Linked DNA regions of Homo sapiens: region 2 is linked to region 1. Evidence: chromatin loops called from intact Hi-C (ENCODE). Cell type or tissue: OCI-LY7. All regions are shown on one strand.

Region 1 (8,000 bases):
GAGGAATTCAGACCACAACGTACAGAGAGCATAAGGTGGTAATAACTCTATTCACCCAAGATGCTTTGCCTGAAAGGACCCTTTCACAGCAGTGAGAAGGTCTGAGTTGTGACCAGAAAGTAGGGACTGCTAGATTGACTGCATCATTTCTCACCTTCTAGAACAGTATCAGGCCCCAGAACTCTCAATAAATTTGAGAGCTATTAAGAGACAATTTGGAACACCATTTGTACATGTTGCTACAAGCACCGTAACTCTCTCTGGCTATTGAATTGATTTAGAATTCTGGCAGCTTCACAAATACGTATTTCTAAACTTGCATTCATTTCACTATTTTACATTTGAGAGAAGATGTAAAAAGTAATTTTTAAAATATCTGAAGAGTCGACAGAAAAATCAGTTTGTACACAAGTTTGGAAACAGCCAATATATACAAATTTTCCATCTGTGAGACGATGAGGGATAATGAAGATGGTAAATACATATATTTTTACTGTAAGGGTCTTAATTTGTAATTGTGCATTTCAGGTTCAAATGCAATATGATATTAAATTATTTTAACCAACAGTTTAAGGTTGTAATCTGAAGAACTAGTTGATGATATTTCTCTGCAGCTGATATGAGGCATCCCAAACATTCTGCCAACAGCATTACAAATGTCAAGTATTTTTTTACCTGTGATCTAAGAGATAGCTTCTTGATAAAGGAGTAGTTCTTTGTTATGGAGAGTGATATTTATATTGAAGGTATTTTCTAGTTGCTTTCTTCAGTTTATATGTCTCTGTTCATGCTGTTATACCCCTATAAGGGCTCAATCTAGTCTTTGATCACCTTTCTTCCAATTTTAAACTGCATGAAGAGATTTGATGTAATCTGATAGATCATGAGGCATATTTTGATGACTAATAGAAAACTGAGTTCCTAAAGATTAGTGGCAGCTGTAGAATTGAACATATGTACCCAGTAAACTTAGTTGAGGGCCTTTAAGCATTTAAATGACTTAAATACTCAAAGTAGGCCCTGGCCAATGCTTCTAGTCTTTGTCAACAGAAAAATGTGTTCATTCATCCAACCCATCTCTATTGAGTGGCTAATGTATGCTGGCACCCTGATGGGCACTGTTCCAGAAAATCTTTGAGAGAAACATCTTAGGAATTATTAACGAACAAAAAGGAGTCAATAGAATGGAATGATTTTAACGTGGAAAAAGTGACTTGGGAATCTATATTCCAGGTGTAAGAGGATTACTTTGAGGATGGGTTAAGTAGAGAGGGAATTTAGAAACCTGCCCTCTTCATTACTCTCACTGTGGAGTGACCACGTTTTTGGCTCCCGAGGCTGAGGGCCAGGGCCAGGCCCTTAATGAGGAGCTGTGGGCCGAGCCTCTTGGAGATTTCTGCTAGTTGCTTTCCTCGCCTTTTCTACACACTCCTCAGTACCCCCTCATCCAGGATCAGAACAGAATCAGCTGGAAAATTAAATTACTCACCCTCTTAATGTCAGCTCCCATAAATTTTTTCCTCCTTCTCCCTCAGAGTACAGTTCAACTCTTTTAAGAGGAAAGCCACTGAATGAACCTAGTGCTGAATTTAAACGTTTAAGAGATAAACCTGTCAGTTTCAGATCTCCAAAGAGGACTTCCCTACATGCTCTAGGTTTTGACTTCTAGGGTCCCTCCATTCTATCTTCATTCCTTTCTTCTAATTATTGGGTTAAAAAAATAAAAATAAAAACACTTTTCAGAGTAGGCAGCGCAATGAGTCCACTGGTTCCACGTCTGCCATACGAAGCAGATTTTTGCACAAGGATAAGGTTACCGCTGCCAGCCCAGGACTCCAGCGGTGTGGCCGATCAGGCGCTGGCCTCCTCCCCTCTCCCGCCGACCAGCGAGAGGCTAACAGACGGGTGCAAGTAGACAAGTAGCTGTTTTTATTGAATACAGAAGCTCCTTGAAAACTCCGTGTGCTCCGGGGCTCTCCTGCAATTCCTTTCATTCCCAAAGTGCTGGAGCCAAGCACGCGTCCCCCGTAACTCCCTCCCATTTTTTCTCGGGGATTTGGTAGGCGAGGAGGGAGGAGAGGAGTGGGGAGATGGGGGGTGGTTGGTGGGCTGGGCCTGCTCGGAGTCCTCATTCTTGGGCTGAGGGAGGCGGGGGCGGGCTTGGGGCCGCCCCAGAGTCGTGTGATTGGGTCTGACCCTCAGCCTGCTTGTCAGTTTCGCCCTGGGAGGGGGAGCTGGGAGCAGGGAGGGGAGTGGGCGGAGGAGGGGGCTGCCCGGAGCCACTCGTCCAGCCCACTGACGGCATGAAGCCTTTAGGGGCACACAGTACTCTCAGCTTGTTGGTGGAAGCCCCTCATCTGCCTTCATTCTGAAGGCAGGGCCCGGCAGAGGAAGGATCAGAGGGTCGCGGCCGGAGGGTCCCGGCCGGTGGGGCCAACTCAGAGGGAGAGGAAAGGGCTAGAGACACGAAGAACGCAAACCATCAAATTTAGAAGAAAAAGCCCTTTGACTTTTTCCCCCTCTCCCTCCCCAATGGCTGTGTAGCAAACATCCCTGGCGATACCTTGGAAAGGACGAAGTTGGTCTGCAGTCGCAATTTCGTGGGTTGAGTTCACAGTTGTGAGTGCGGGGCTCGGAGATGGAGCCGTGGTCCTCTAGGTGGAAAACGAAACGGTGGCTCTGGGATTTCACCGTAACAACCCTCGCATTGACCTTCCTCTTCCAAGCTAGAGAGGTCAGAGGAGGTAAGAAAAAATGGATTTGGGGAGGTGGGAGATTGCCGTCGGTCCTACTGCTTCTGCGCCCCTCCCCCCACTTTACCCTTCCTCCCCGCTCTTCAAGAAAAAAAAAAAAAAGCAATTCCCTTAAATACAATCCAGATTGTAGCTGCTACCAGGTTGGAATTGGAAACTGGAGAAAGAGATGAATGTAGGCGGGACAATAAAGGGAGACGAGGTAGGTAGCAGGAAAAAAAGATCTGTCAGGAGGAGAGCCTGCTGAAAATGCCCTTCACCACTTTCCAGCCTCTTTGAAAAGAGGAAAAATATTACCTTGAACACAAGGGCAGTTATACAAAGCTTTTGTTTGAGGCACAGTCTTTAGACTGCCCTTGGAACACATCTGGTTTCTTCAGATTCTAACTAATGGGAATATCTTTTTAAGGGTGAGCTGAGGAGAAAATATAAAGGGTATAAAATGAACCTTGATAAAGTTCTTTGTCTGCAACCAAGTGAGAAGCAGGCTGTTTTAGTTTTGGGGATATAAGAGAAACCAGGGGGGTGAATCTAGAAGATTAGGAACACTCTGTGTGTTTGGGGGGCGGGGGAGGGTCAATCTATTTTAAGTGGACAAAAATTGGCAGATTATTAGGAATAGGTTCAAGATAGGGAGAACACTTTCCCCTGAATTTCAGTGACTCCCCCCACCCCACCCCTCCGCTTCTTCTTGCAGGTTGGACGTGCAGTTCTCTTGGAGAATGATGAAAGTCGCCAAGCAAATGGGGTGGGGGCGGAGGACTAGGGATTGGGAGGGAAGGGGAGGGGGTGTGGGTAGGGTGGGAGGAGAGAGGTAAGGAACAGTTCCTACGTGGCACCACCAAATATTCAATGGCCAGACCTGCTCGGAAGTCTGCAACCCTGTCAGTACCCACGGAGGGAGAGCGACTTCACTCCTCCCCTCCGCCTTCTCCCTCCCTCTTTCCCCCGCCCTTTCCCGAAAAGGCATCTGGCTGGAGCGGTCCGTTAGGTGCCTTAGAATCGACTGGCAGGCGAAAGCCTTTGGAGGTCAGGGAGCCCAGACAGCTTAGAGTAGAAAGCAAGCTTTGTGAGGAGTGCAGAAAGAAGCTGGGGGATAGGAAGGAGGGTGACTGACGAGGTTGGGTCAAGGGAGATAAAAATGGTCAAGCCCAAATGCGTAGGCTTTAGCAGAAACTTGAGTGTGGCCCTGGGTCTAGATGCCAAGATCTGAGCTCTCCCTAATGAGAGTCAGCCCTCCCGGAGGCCGATCTCTGAGACCAGGTTATTCCTTCCACACGCTTAGTGGCTTTCAGCTTCCCGAGTAGCAGGCAGCGCTAGATTATTCCCTTGGGTGACTTTTCCTGCTAAATACAGTGAAAGTCCTATTAGGACTATATTTGAATTTTGAAAGGAGTTATTATGTTGATTAATTATGTTGATTCATTCATTTCCACATTTTCAAGGATAGATAAGAGTGTCTTTGAAAGTGAAATCCATCAAAAAGTTTGTATTTTACTTTTGGTACCTGGTCACCGGTTGGATTGGTCAATTCTGTCAGCAGTTCTGCCCTCTGCTGGTTTTGTTTATTATTTAGAATTCCTGCGTCTACCGTGGGACATGAGGCCTCTGTAAGTCCCTCTTAACTACAGTGGTACTGGAAAAGGACCTTTGATTAAGGAAAAATGGATATGCCATTTCTTTTTCAGCATGTCACACACGCATGTAAATGAGAATATTGTAATGGCAGCTATTTATTGAAAATTATAGGAACTGAGAATTTCTTCGGTGATGGATGAAATACAAGCTCCGAGAGACACTTTTGCATGGATTCAGGGATTATTTTACTGAAGCTATTTATTTTTATTTTCCACATTGAGCCTTTCTGTGGCGATATGTGAATATTTTTTAATATCAAATTTCTGTACTTTTCATGCATAAATTTTCTATTTTCAGTCTAGCAACATACCTGAAACACTTTTAAACAGCATCCCAGTACCACATCAAATAAATGGTGGGAAAACAACTTTCCCTATTTTTATGAAGCCAAGTAATGATAGAAATAGCAAAGTATAAGGATTAGATTTTGTTGGGTTTCTTCTTCATGAAATGCCCTGAAAGTTAAGTGGTAGTTTAGATATTTATATTTTAAGATTTTGTTATGTGTTTTATCAAGCTGTTTAGTGCTCATTTTTCCTGGGAGGCCACATATTAACATAAATCCACTTTTGTAGGCATTCTTATCCCTTAATTAACTTCAAAAAGGGAATAATAGTATATTAATGCTTAAAAAGAAAACATTGGCTACAAATCCTGAATCACCACACAAGGGAAAAATAAACCCAGTGTCCACTTCTGATAATAACCTTTAGATTTGTGGTTGAAGTAAGATTTTATACCAATTTCTAAATAAAGATATTATATCCCAGCATCATACTATGACATTGATTTCATTGAGGTACAGTGATAAGATTTGGATATTAAGCACAAAGATAATTTAAAACAGATACTACTTTTATATAAAATTAAAACATTAAAACCTTAAAACATCTGAGTTCAAAACAAAGTTAGACTCTAAAGAAAATAATATAGAGAAATTTCTTGGAAGTGAATGGATTAAAGAAAATTTATGACTTCATACCTAGTCATATTATTTTACTTTGAAAAATCAAACTATAACTTGGAAATATTTATTATACTCATTAAAAATCAATCCTTGCTGTGATTTAGAATAACAAGGTTAAGTGTGATTTTTATAAATATTTATTTACATTAACTTCAATTTTATGTTTCATATATATGTTTATTTTTAAAGTAAATGATGTATCTCAGCGATTTATTGATATTCTTTGGCAGTTAGTCCATTACTTACTATTCACAGGAGGTGGGGTTTACCTGGAATTCATAGTGACCACACTATGATTATCTTAAGATAGATGAGTTTATGTAAGGGTTTTAAGTAAGAGTTAGACTTAGCTATAATGAAGCACTAAAAAAAAAAAATCTAATTGAATCACTTTTTACTAATTAAAATTACATTTAACCTTTGGCAGTTAAGCCAATACTGTATCTTGTAAAAGGCTGATCAAACTGGGAACTTTGGAAGCTTGTCAGGAATCGATAGTGAGCCCTGAAGAAGTGTAGTTTTGAGTGCCCAGGATCAGCAGGTGAAATGGTCCTGGCTTCCAGAGTATGTGCTAGTCCAACAGTGCAAAGAGATCGAATTTGTCCATTTGGTTCCTTAATCAGAAATCAGAAACTCAGATATGCTTCTGATAAGAAATGCAGTGTTTGCTAAACTCATTAATATTATGTCTTTCCATTTGTTTTTTAAATTCAAAATTGATCAGGACTATAATAGAGAAAGAATATAGACTAAAGAGAAACACCTTTCTGCATGCTTTACACACATAGCTTCAGTTTAGGTGGCACAGATTCTTTTACCTAGTTGTCCATTAGTTTTGAAATTAAGTTTCTTAATATCTTAAAGTGACAATTTGCTTCATAATTAATACTTAACTGAGGGGATACTTTATAGAAGTTATTCTCTAAAAGGTATTTGTATAGTTTTAAACAAAGTTATGCAGTAGCAAAGTGAGAAATGTATTTGCATAACATAATTGGTAAAAAATTAATATTTTTTCGGTTTTTTATTTTCTTCAATTTGTGACTAAAATAGAACCACATGGTTGTTCATGTTAAGTTATCCTTAAAATACAGCAAAGCAAACATCTCTTTTCAAATTTATGGGTTGGCTTTCTAGCTAAGAAAATTGTATAAAGAGTCACCTTTCTTTTCTAAAAATTTGCTTTTTCCTAGGATAAATTCTCTTCACTCTGATTAATTTAGTGAGATGCTGGCTATTTCATGATAACAAGGATTTAAATCAAGTTTGGTTGAGAGTCTCTGTGTAATACAAGCTGAATTTTTAAAAGGTTAAAAAAAGGTGTTTATATAAGATTTTTAAAAGAGAATGCTAGCACTAGAAATTATAGAAATTGCTAATCAATCTTACCTTCTCAATAAATGAGGAAACTAAGACACAAAAAGTTGTCAGCTGAATACTCTTCCTCATAAAAAATATTCTTGTAATATTCAAGGTTTTTCTGAGTAGAGTGAAGATCTGTAATGGTGATCAAAAGAATTTTAAATAATAGAAGTCTGAGACAATGGAATGAGAGGAGAGAACTTAGTAGTGCAAGTTCTAATTAAAGTTTTATTTTGGATTGTCAAAACACCTGAAACTAATGTAAGTACCTTTTAGCTCAGGAAAAAATTGACATTTAATTTATGGGAAGTACTCACTCTCAATGGACTACCATGATATCTGTTGTGCAATCAACAACTATTACAAATTTAATTACCATATGTGAAATTACAAGGAAGTAAAAGAGAAAGAATTCGATATATTATCGCTATATTTATTTCCAGAAGTCTGAAATTATTAGACCATATATTTGCTAGAGTTTAGATTAGTGAGAAGGTAGATATAGTGAAAATGTCTTATATAAAGAAATTTAAATAGAAAATAGTTACAGAATGAATTTTTTAAATACTCTATTTACTACCTTTGAAGAAAGGTAATTTTTGATCATTTGTATTCTTAATTATGTCATTTTATAAGATTACATCAAAGTAGAAGGCGTAATACTCTATTCATTGCTGGATTAAGAACATAGTTTTGTATGCTCTCTAAAGTTGTTAATAGAAGACTAGGTCCAACTTTGAATTTCTAAGAAGCTTAGAAAATTATATATTTATTTCAAATAAAAAATGGCAAATTTCTGATATTTTCAGGTTAATTTCAATTGATTGGATGACATATATTTTATGTATACATATAGTATGACTTTTATTAATGTCAGATAATCATTATGACACACTTGTGTGTTGTTTGTTTAACAGTTTTTTTTTAAACAAGTGGCAAACTGAAGAAAAAAATAGGAGAGAACGTAGTAGTGCAAATTCTAATAAAGGTTTTTATTTTGGATTGTCAAAGTATCTGAAATTACATAAGTATCTGTTAGCTTAGGCATAAATGGGCAGTTAATGTATAGGAAGTAGTCACTCTTAGTAGGCTACCATGATATCTGTTGTGTTGTCAACAACTATTACAAATTTAATTACCACATGTGAAATTGCAGGGATGTAAGGGAGGAAAATTTTGATTTTCTATCTCAAAATTTATTTCTAGAAGTCCAGTCTTCAACTAGTATTCCCACCAAATTAAGAGTCTTTCTGTTTTTAGGGAAAAGCAATACATGGCCA
Region 2 (8,000 bases), 130 kb before region 1:
GATATCAAAGCATCACATCATACAAGTTAAACATATACACATTTTATATTTCAATTATATATCAATACAGTTGTTTTAAAAAGAGGTACTTTCTAGGGAAAGCCTAGGGATAGTTGTAGAGAGGGAGTTAATATACTCTGTGATTTTGAATGCTTGTAAATGAAGATCATTACCCATCAGCACTCAATGACATTGTATGATGCCTACAGCTCAAATCAATGAAGTCCCACAAGGAAAAACAACAAAAAAGTGCCTATGCACAGCTAAGCTATAGAATGTTGGGGGAGACAAATGCATAAATACATATGGTTAACCATATAACTTGTTCAGATCAGAACGTTTTTGGGTATAAAAGTGCTATAGTTTGGATATGACTTGTTTGATCCCTCCAAATCTTGTTGAAATTTGACTCTCCATGTTGGAGTTGACAGCCTAATGAGAGGTGTTTGAGTCACGGAGGCAAATCCCTCATGAATGGCTTTGTGTAGTGCTCAAAGTAATGAGTGATTTCTTACTCTATTAGTTCCCACAAGAACTGATTGTTAAATAGAGCCTGATACCTTTCCCCCTTCTCTCTCTCACTCCATGTGATTCACCTTCAGCTATGAGGAAGAGCAGCTGAGGGCCTCACCAGAGGCAGATGGTAGCACCACACTTCTTGTACAACCTGCAGAACTGTGAGTCAAATAAACTTTTTTTCTTTATAAATTATCCATCCTCAAGTGTTCCTTTATAGCAACACAAAAATAGACTAAGACAGAAAGGTTATGCTATTGATAATCACTGTAGGAAAACATGCAAACCAAGATGTGTGACCACCTTACGTATCACCCATTGTATTATTTCATTTTCACGCTACTGATAAAGACACATCTGAAACTGGGAACAAAAAAATTTAATTGGACTTACAGTTGTATATGGCTGGGGAGGCCTCAGAATCATGGCAGGAGGTGAAAGGCACATCTTACATGGTGGCAGCAAGAGAAAAATGAGGAAGAAGCAAAAGCAGTAACCCTTGATAAACCCATCAGATCTCATGAGACTTATTCACTATCATGAGAATAGCATGGGAAAGACTGGCCCCCATGATTCAATTACCTCCCCCGGGGTCCCTCCCATAACGTGGGAATTCTGGGAGATACAATTCAAGTATTCATGTATGGAGACACAGCCAAACCATATCACTCTGCCTCTGTCCCCTCCAAATCTCTTGTCCTCACATTTCAAAACCAATCATGCCTTCCCAACAGTCCCCCAAACTCTTAACTCATTTCAGCATTAACCCAAAAGTCCACAGTCCAAAGTCTTATCTGAGGCAAGGCAAGTCCCTTCTACCTATGAGCCTGTGAAATAAAAAGCAAGTTAATTACTTCCTGGAAACAATGCGGGTACAGGCTTTGGGTAAATACAGCCATTCCAAATGAGAGAAATTGGCCAAAACAAAGGGGCTACTGGCCCCATGCAAGTCTGAAATCCAGCAGGACAGTCAAATCTTAAAGCTCCAAAATGATCTCCTTTGACTCTATGTCTTGCATCTGGGTCATGCTGATGCCAGAGGTGGGTTCCCATGGCCCTGGGTAGCTCTGCCTCTGTGGCATTGCAGGGTACAGCCTCCCTCCTAGCTGCTTTCATGGGCTGGTGTTGAATGCAGCTTTTCCAGGCACACAGTGCAAGCTGTCAGTGGATCTAACATTCTGGGGTCTGGAGGATGGTGGCCCTCTTCTCACAGCTCCACTAGGTGGTGCCCCAGTAGGGACTCTGTGTGGGTGCACTGACCCCACATTTCCCTTCTGCACTACCCTAGCACAAGTTTTCCCTGGAAGCCCCGCCCCTGCAGCAAACTTCTGTGTGCATCCAGGCATTTTCCATAAATCCTCTGAAATCTAGGTGGATATTCCCCTCAATTATTCTTGACTTCTGTGCACCCGAAGGCCTGAACACAGCACAGGGACCCTAGGCCTGGCCCATGAAACCATTTTTTCCTCCTAGGCTCTGGGCCTGTTATTGCAGGGGTTGCCATGAAGACTTCTGTCATGCCCTGGAGACATTTTCCCCATCGTCTTGGGGATTAACATTTGGCTCCTCATTACTTACACACATTTCTGCAACTGGCTTGAATTTCTCCTGAGAAAATGAGATTTTCTTTTCTATTGCATTGTCAGGCTGTAAATTTTTTTGAACTTTTATGCTGCTCTGTTTCCCTTATGAAACTGAATGCCTTCAACAGCACCCAAGTCATATAGATTACTTTGCTGCTTAGAAATTTCTTCTGCCAGATATCCTAAATCATCTCTCTCAAGTTCAAAGTTCCACAGATCTCTACACCAGGGGTGAAATGTTCCCAGTCTCTTTGCTAAAACATAACGAGAGTCACCTTTCCTCCACTTCCCAAGTTCCTCATCTCCATCTGAGACCACCTCAGCCTGGACCTTATTGTTCATATCACTATCAGCATTTTTGTGAAAGACATTCAACAAGCCTCTAGGAAGTTCCAAACTTTTCCACATTTTCCTGTCTCCTTCTGAGCCCTCCAAACTGCTCCAACCTCTGCCTGTTACCCAGTTCCAAAGTCGCTTCCATATTTTTGGGTATCTTCTCAACAATGTCTGACTCTACTAGTACCAATTTACTGAATTAGTCTGTTTTCATGCTGCTGACAAAGACATACCAGAGGCTGGACAATTTATACAAGAAAGAGGTGTAGTGAACCTCTTTCACTTGGCCAGGGAAGCCTCACAATCATGGTGGAAGGCAAGGAGGAGCAAATCACATCTTACATGGATTGCAGCAGGCAAAGAGAGCACTTGTGCAGGGAAACTCTGCCTTATAAAATCGTCAGATCTCATGAGACTTATTCACTATCACAAGAATAGCATTGGAAAGACCAGCCCCCATGATTTAATTACGTCCCCCTGGGTTCCTCCCACAACATGTGGGAATTCTGGGAGATAAAATTCAAGTGGATATATGAACGGGGACACAGTCAAACTATATCACCCATCTTGTTTAGCATCTGATGCTTCAGAGTTGTTCCTTTTAGTTCTATATTTCCTATTTCTACATATTTCTATAAATATTCCTATAAATATAGTCCTATAAAATCGTAGGTGTCTAAAAGATTAATACAAAGTTACTGAAAGAAACCAATATAAATATAATTATTGTCCTGTGATTTAAAAAAGATAAAATAAGAACCATGGAAATCCAATCTATGTATTATAAAATTATAACTTGTAGTTATGAGGTCACAGAGCCTATGGGGTCTTTGTAGAAACTTCTAAAGAAGCTGAGGAAGGACTTAGGTTTGAGAACTATGGAGAGAGAACACTAAGAATGTCATTAAACTGAGAACCACAAGTAAGTCCCAAATGTTCACATTGCACTCCTGGAGGCAAGGAGGTGACACTCAAGGAAAGCTTAAAAGATAACTTTAGAACCCTAACAAACAATCCTAGATTTATCCCCAGCTTGCCAACCAAAAGTTATTTAATTGTTATGTGCTGCTTTTAGCTGGACTCAATATGAAAATGTTTCTGGCATAAAATACACATTTTCTATAGATCAGAGCCTGTCCAAACTTTCAGCACCAGAAATCTTACTTGGTCTAGGCATTTGTGTTCTTTCTCCATTATGGCTTAAGCCTGAGCAGTTGTGCAGGATCTTGCAGCCTTGATAAGAAGGCTAGAGAAAAACTGGAGGTAAGGTCATAGAGATTGGGAATCCTTGCTGCAATTAAGAGGCAGTTACTTCTTTTGAAACATGCATTCAAGTTTCTTCCTGAGACATTTTTCTCAAGTGGCTCTCTGAGATAATATTTTACTGTTTACCTCTCTTTACCACATCAACTTTTCTTGTTCTTAATATATACCTTAATATGGACCTTAAGGACTGATGAAAATAGATCTTAAAATATAAGTTAATATAAATTATATTTTAATAAAATATAAATTAGGATTTAAGAGTGTATTAAATATAGGAAAAGTGTATTAAATATAGGAAAAGAACCAAGCTAAATAATAGCTACATTCAAGTTTTGTAAATCGGTAAGAGATTCCTGCACTATTTACATATGTCAAATGGGACTAAATGTTTAAATGGAATTCCTAAAACTCCTCAAGTTCTACCATCAATGATGAAATAGGAAGTCAGTTAAAATGAATACTACGTAAATAATTCTGAGTACACGTTGAGGCAGACACCTACTCTGGAAATGTAGGTATAATTTTGAAATACAAACTCTGAGCATGGCACCTGCACTTATATTACAGTAATTACAGAAAGGAACATTTAAACATAACTCATAATACCTAAGGAGTCTACTTGTTGATATTGTTGGGAAAAAGAGAAGAGAGGTTTTAGTCCAGAAACATTAATTGAAAGTAAAAATGCTACAACACCAGAAGTCATACAGAAATTAAAATATAAAATAAATATGAGTACCATAAGAAAACCTCAGGATAAGAGTTAAATAAAGTTCAAGAAAATGTAAAGGCATTTCGTTAGAAACTTCCAAGTCATTTGATATATAATTGTTTAAATGGATCTTTTTACTTGAGGAATGTAAGCTTAAGTGGAGACTGAATACTTTCAAAAAAACTGTGGTGGGTGCTGTTTAGATGACATGTACTCTGCTATATTTATTTCGTCTAGAAGCCAAAGAGCTTATTTGTAAATTCTGAAAAGACTGCAAAATTTTCATCTTGTTTTCCAACATTAAAATCTCAAGCACTCTTCATTGTGATTTTTTAAAAAAGATATATTCTGTAAGACTTCAGGCAGTCTAGAAAAATAGTTGGATAGATATTGATGATAGATATGATTTTACTGGCTGATATCTTTTTAAAATTTTATATAATGGATGGTACATTAAATTGAGAGATAGAGAAGACACTAGTGAAAATTATAGGGTATATAATTTTATGGGTAATTTTTTTGCAATACTTTTATAAAAATAATATTAAACAGGCATTATGTTGTGATCACAATAATTCTTATTTGTTTGCTTTATATAGCCTGTAAGTTGACTAGATGCTCTCCCAGTATTTTCTAGTTCTATAATTAAACCATCTCATTCAAAGTTTATTCTCAATTAAAAGTGAAATTTTCTACAGAGTATGGGAAAGTCTAAAAAAGGCATAAACTAGGACAGATCTCATTTTAAATTAACTGTACAAGCAAGCAGATATCCTCAAAGAGGAATGAAGTACTGATTCATGCTACAATATGGATACATCTTAAAAACATTGTGGTTAGTTAAAGAACAAAAGGATTACATATTAGATGATTCCATTTATATAAAAAGTACAAAATTAGCATACCTATATATACATACATTACAAAAAGTATATTACTGGTTGCCTTGAACTAGGAGGATGGAGAGAGGAGTACCTGTATTGGGTGTGAGTTTTCTTTTGTTGTTTTGTTTTGTTTTGTTTTGTTTGAGACTGAGTCTCACTCTGTTGCCCAGGCTGGAGTGCAGTGATGTAATCTCGGCTCACTGCAACCTCCGCCTCCCAGGTTCAAGTGATTCTCCTGCCTCAGCGTCCCAAGTAGCTGGGATTACAGGAGCCCACCACCATGCCCAGCTAATTTTTGTATTTTTAGTAGAGACGGAGTTTCCCCATGCTGGCCAGGCTGGTTTCGAACTCCTGACCTCAGGTGATCCTCCCATCTTGGACTCCCAAAGTGCTGGGATTTACAGGCATGAGCCACTGTGCCTGGCCAGTTTGCTTTTGAGGGTGACAAAAATGCTCTAAAATGAGGTTCTGATGATCCCCACAACTGTGAACATACTAAACACTATTAAATTGACCACTTTACATGGGCAAATTTTATGGTATGTAAAATATATCTCAGTTAAGCTTTAAAAAAAAGACAGCGACATCCTTGTATAAAACAAGCCTACAGCAAGACAAGATGAGCAGAATATAAGTATTATGAAAACAGGGATTTGCCTCTTTTTTACTGCTGAATTCTCTGTACCTAAAATCTATAACTAGCACCAGTTATATATTCAATAAATTTTTGTCTGAAGTCTTATATTAAGTTAAGAATAGAAAAGCAAAAATTTCAGCTTAAAATCATTTTCAAATTGTTATGTTTTTACTAACCCTTTTCTTCTCCATCTGTCAGCAGTGCAAGAGAAATAATCTTTCTTCTCATTCTTGTATACAAGGGCTATTGGTATCCTGTGGGCAGCAATCCAAACCTACAGCTGTTATTTTCAGCCAAGGTAGGGAATGTGCTAGCTGAAAGAAGACAGGGCCTGAAGACATCAGAAGCAATTCTGTGCTGGCTGGCCTATGAGGGAGGGTGTGCACAGATCTTGTTGTGAGGAACCCAACTGGAATACTGTCTTAGAGGCTTATACTAAGTCTGGAGAGTAAGATGTGCATGTCTACTTCCTGTCTTTGATTTATCTTTCTGTTTGTATGTTTTACCAGGTATGAAAAAAGAAATATATGCTTGTTTCCTGTCTGAAGTTGATCCCTCTGTTTGCAGCATAAGGGCTTTCTTTGAGTGGTTTGCCAGTAAGGTAGGTCTAAGAAGCTGGATCCTATCTCAAAAGACCTTAATCCCATGGCTCTCAGGACATTCTCTCATCAAGAAATTCTATTCCTATTATTGCAGATGCTAATTCGCTAGCAAGTCTGGTTACATTTTTTGGACACAGAATCTTTAGGTGTTTTTTGTTACTGTGGTTGTTTTGTTGCTTGATTCTCTTTTGATTTGTTTTTATTTATTTACTTATTTTTCTCTTATGTTTATTTTTGCAGACTATATGAACTGGACTTTCCAGATATAGATTCCTGTTTGGCTCAGGGGTGGATCCTCACGCTCTTCTTGTCTCAGAAGGTTTCCCCATTCCAATAAAGTAGATTATTAGCTACTTTCTATTTTCCCTACACAAAATCAGCATGGATATCCAAAACTGATGAAGATAGGTAGCTGCGCAATTAATATTCTTTATCAGTAATCAAGATCTGAGTTTGTTTAATAATTACGAACATATAATTTATGGGGCTACCCTAATATTTAACAAAGCTTTAAAGATACGTTCACTAAACAAAAAGCTAAATTAGAAAAAGAACAATGATGAATTGATATAATACTTCAACAATCCAGAGTTGTACACAGATAGTTCTATGAAGCACCATGGTATAATTGGAATTTAAGGTGACCAAAGTAACTAAATAGTTACATATTGGATATTGCTTTTGAAAAGGAAAGTAAAAGTTATGGTTTGACAAATATAATTTTGGAATACAAGAATACAAGAATTGTAATTAAATAACTTTGTCAATAATTTTGCTTCTATAAATGAATGTTACTAAAATTATGTGTGAATGAAAAAATATATAAAAGACTTTACATAAAAATAAAATATATAATACTTAATATTATATTTATAAATGATTAAAAATAGTTTCTTGCATTGTATAGCAAAAATAATTTTTGTTTTAGGCAAGTTTACTCAAATTGATTCTGGTTAAGTTGCTTGTTTTATGGGACTGCTAATTTAAGTATCTCAAAGCATTAAGTACCTTAGAATATTCATTTCTGTACTTTAGTATTTTACCCCAAAAAATATACTCTCCTAAAAGGGAAATACATTTTTCTAATTTGTATAAAATACAATTAAACACTTTTGCAAAAAATACATATATATAGTATATATATACATATATATGTATGTACATATATACATATATGTACATACATGGGTACATATATATGTATGTATGTACATATATATGTATGTATGTACGTATGTATGTACATATATATGTATGTATGTACATATATATGTATGTATGTACATATATGTACATATATGTGTGTATATATATATTAAACCCAAGTGAATGAGAAATCTGTTAGATTTACTATTCTCACTATAGAGTATAAGTTCAATGGAGAGCTTGATGACAACAGAAACTTATAAATAAACCACCGGGTGTTCTTTTTATGACAACTTTCTATGGATCTTTTTTCTGAAA

Evidence for each region. A loop is a pair of places that touch in the nucleus more often than their neighbours do. Peaks named below come from ENCODE experiments on the same cell type or tissue, not always from the same donor. Only the 100,000 strongest peaks of a DNase experiment are listed, where the experiment ranks them.
Region 2: it touches region 1 in a loop (2.1-fold over the local background); 1 of 110 quality-filtered maps calls a loop at or near these places.

The regions. Positions count from the first base shown.
Region 1 is chr1:103,102,817-103,110,816 of GRCh38, reverse strand. It overlaps COL11A1 (collagen type XI alpha 1 chain), which reads left to right and starts at 2,295. Exons shown (of 67, transcript NM_001854.4): 1 at 2,295-2,744. The coding sequence starts at 2,639. In OCI-LY7, CTCF peaks have their summits at 4,100 and 4,306 (motif pointing left); a DNase peak (open chromatin) is centred at 4,316.
Region 2 is chr1:103,230,326-103,238,325 of GRCh38, reverse strand. LOC124904593 (a long non-coding RNA gene) reads left to right here and starts at 6,345. Exons shown (of 2, transcript XR_007067034.1): 1 at 6,345-6,535; 2 at 6,777-8,000. RefSeq lists a silencer at 5,618-5,775. In OCI-LY7, no CTCF peak of the experiment used is centred here; no DNase peak of the experiment used is centred here.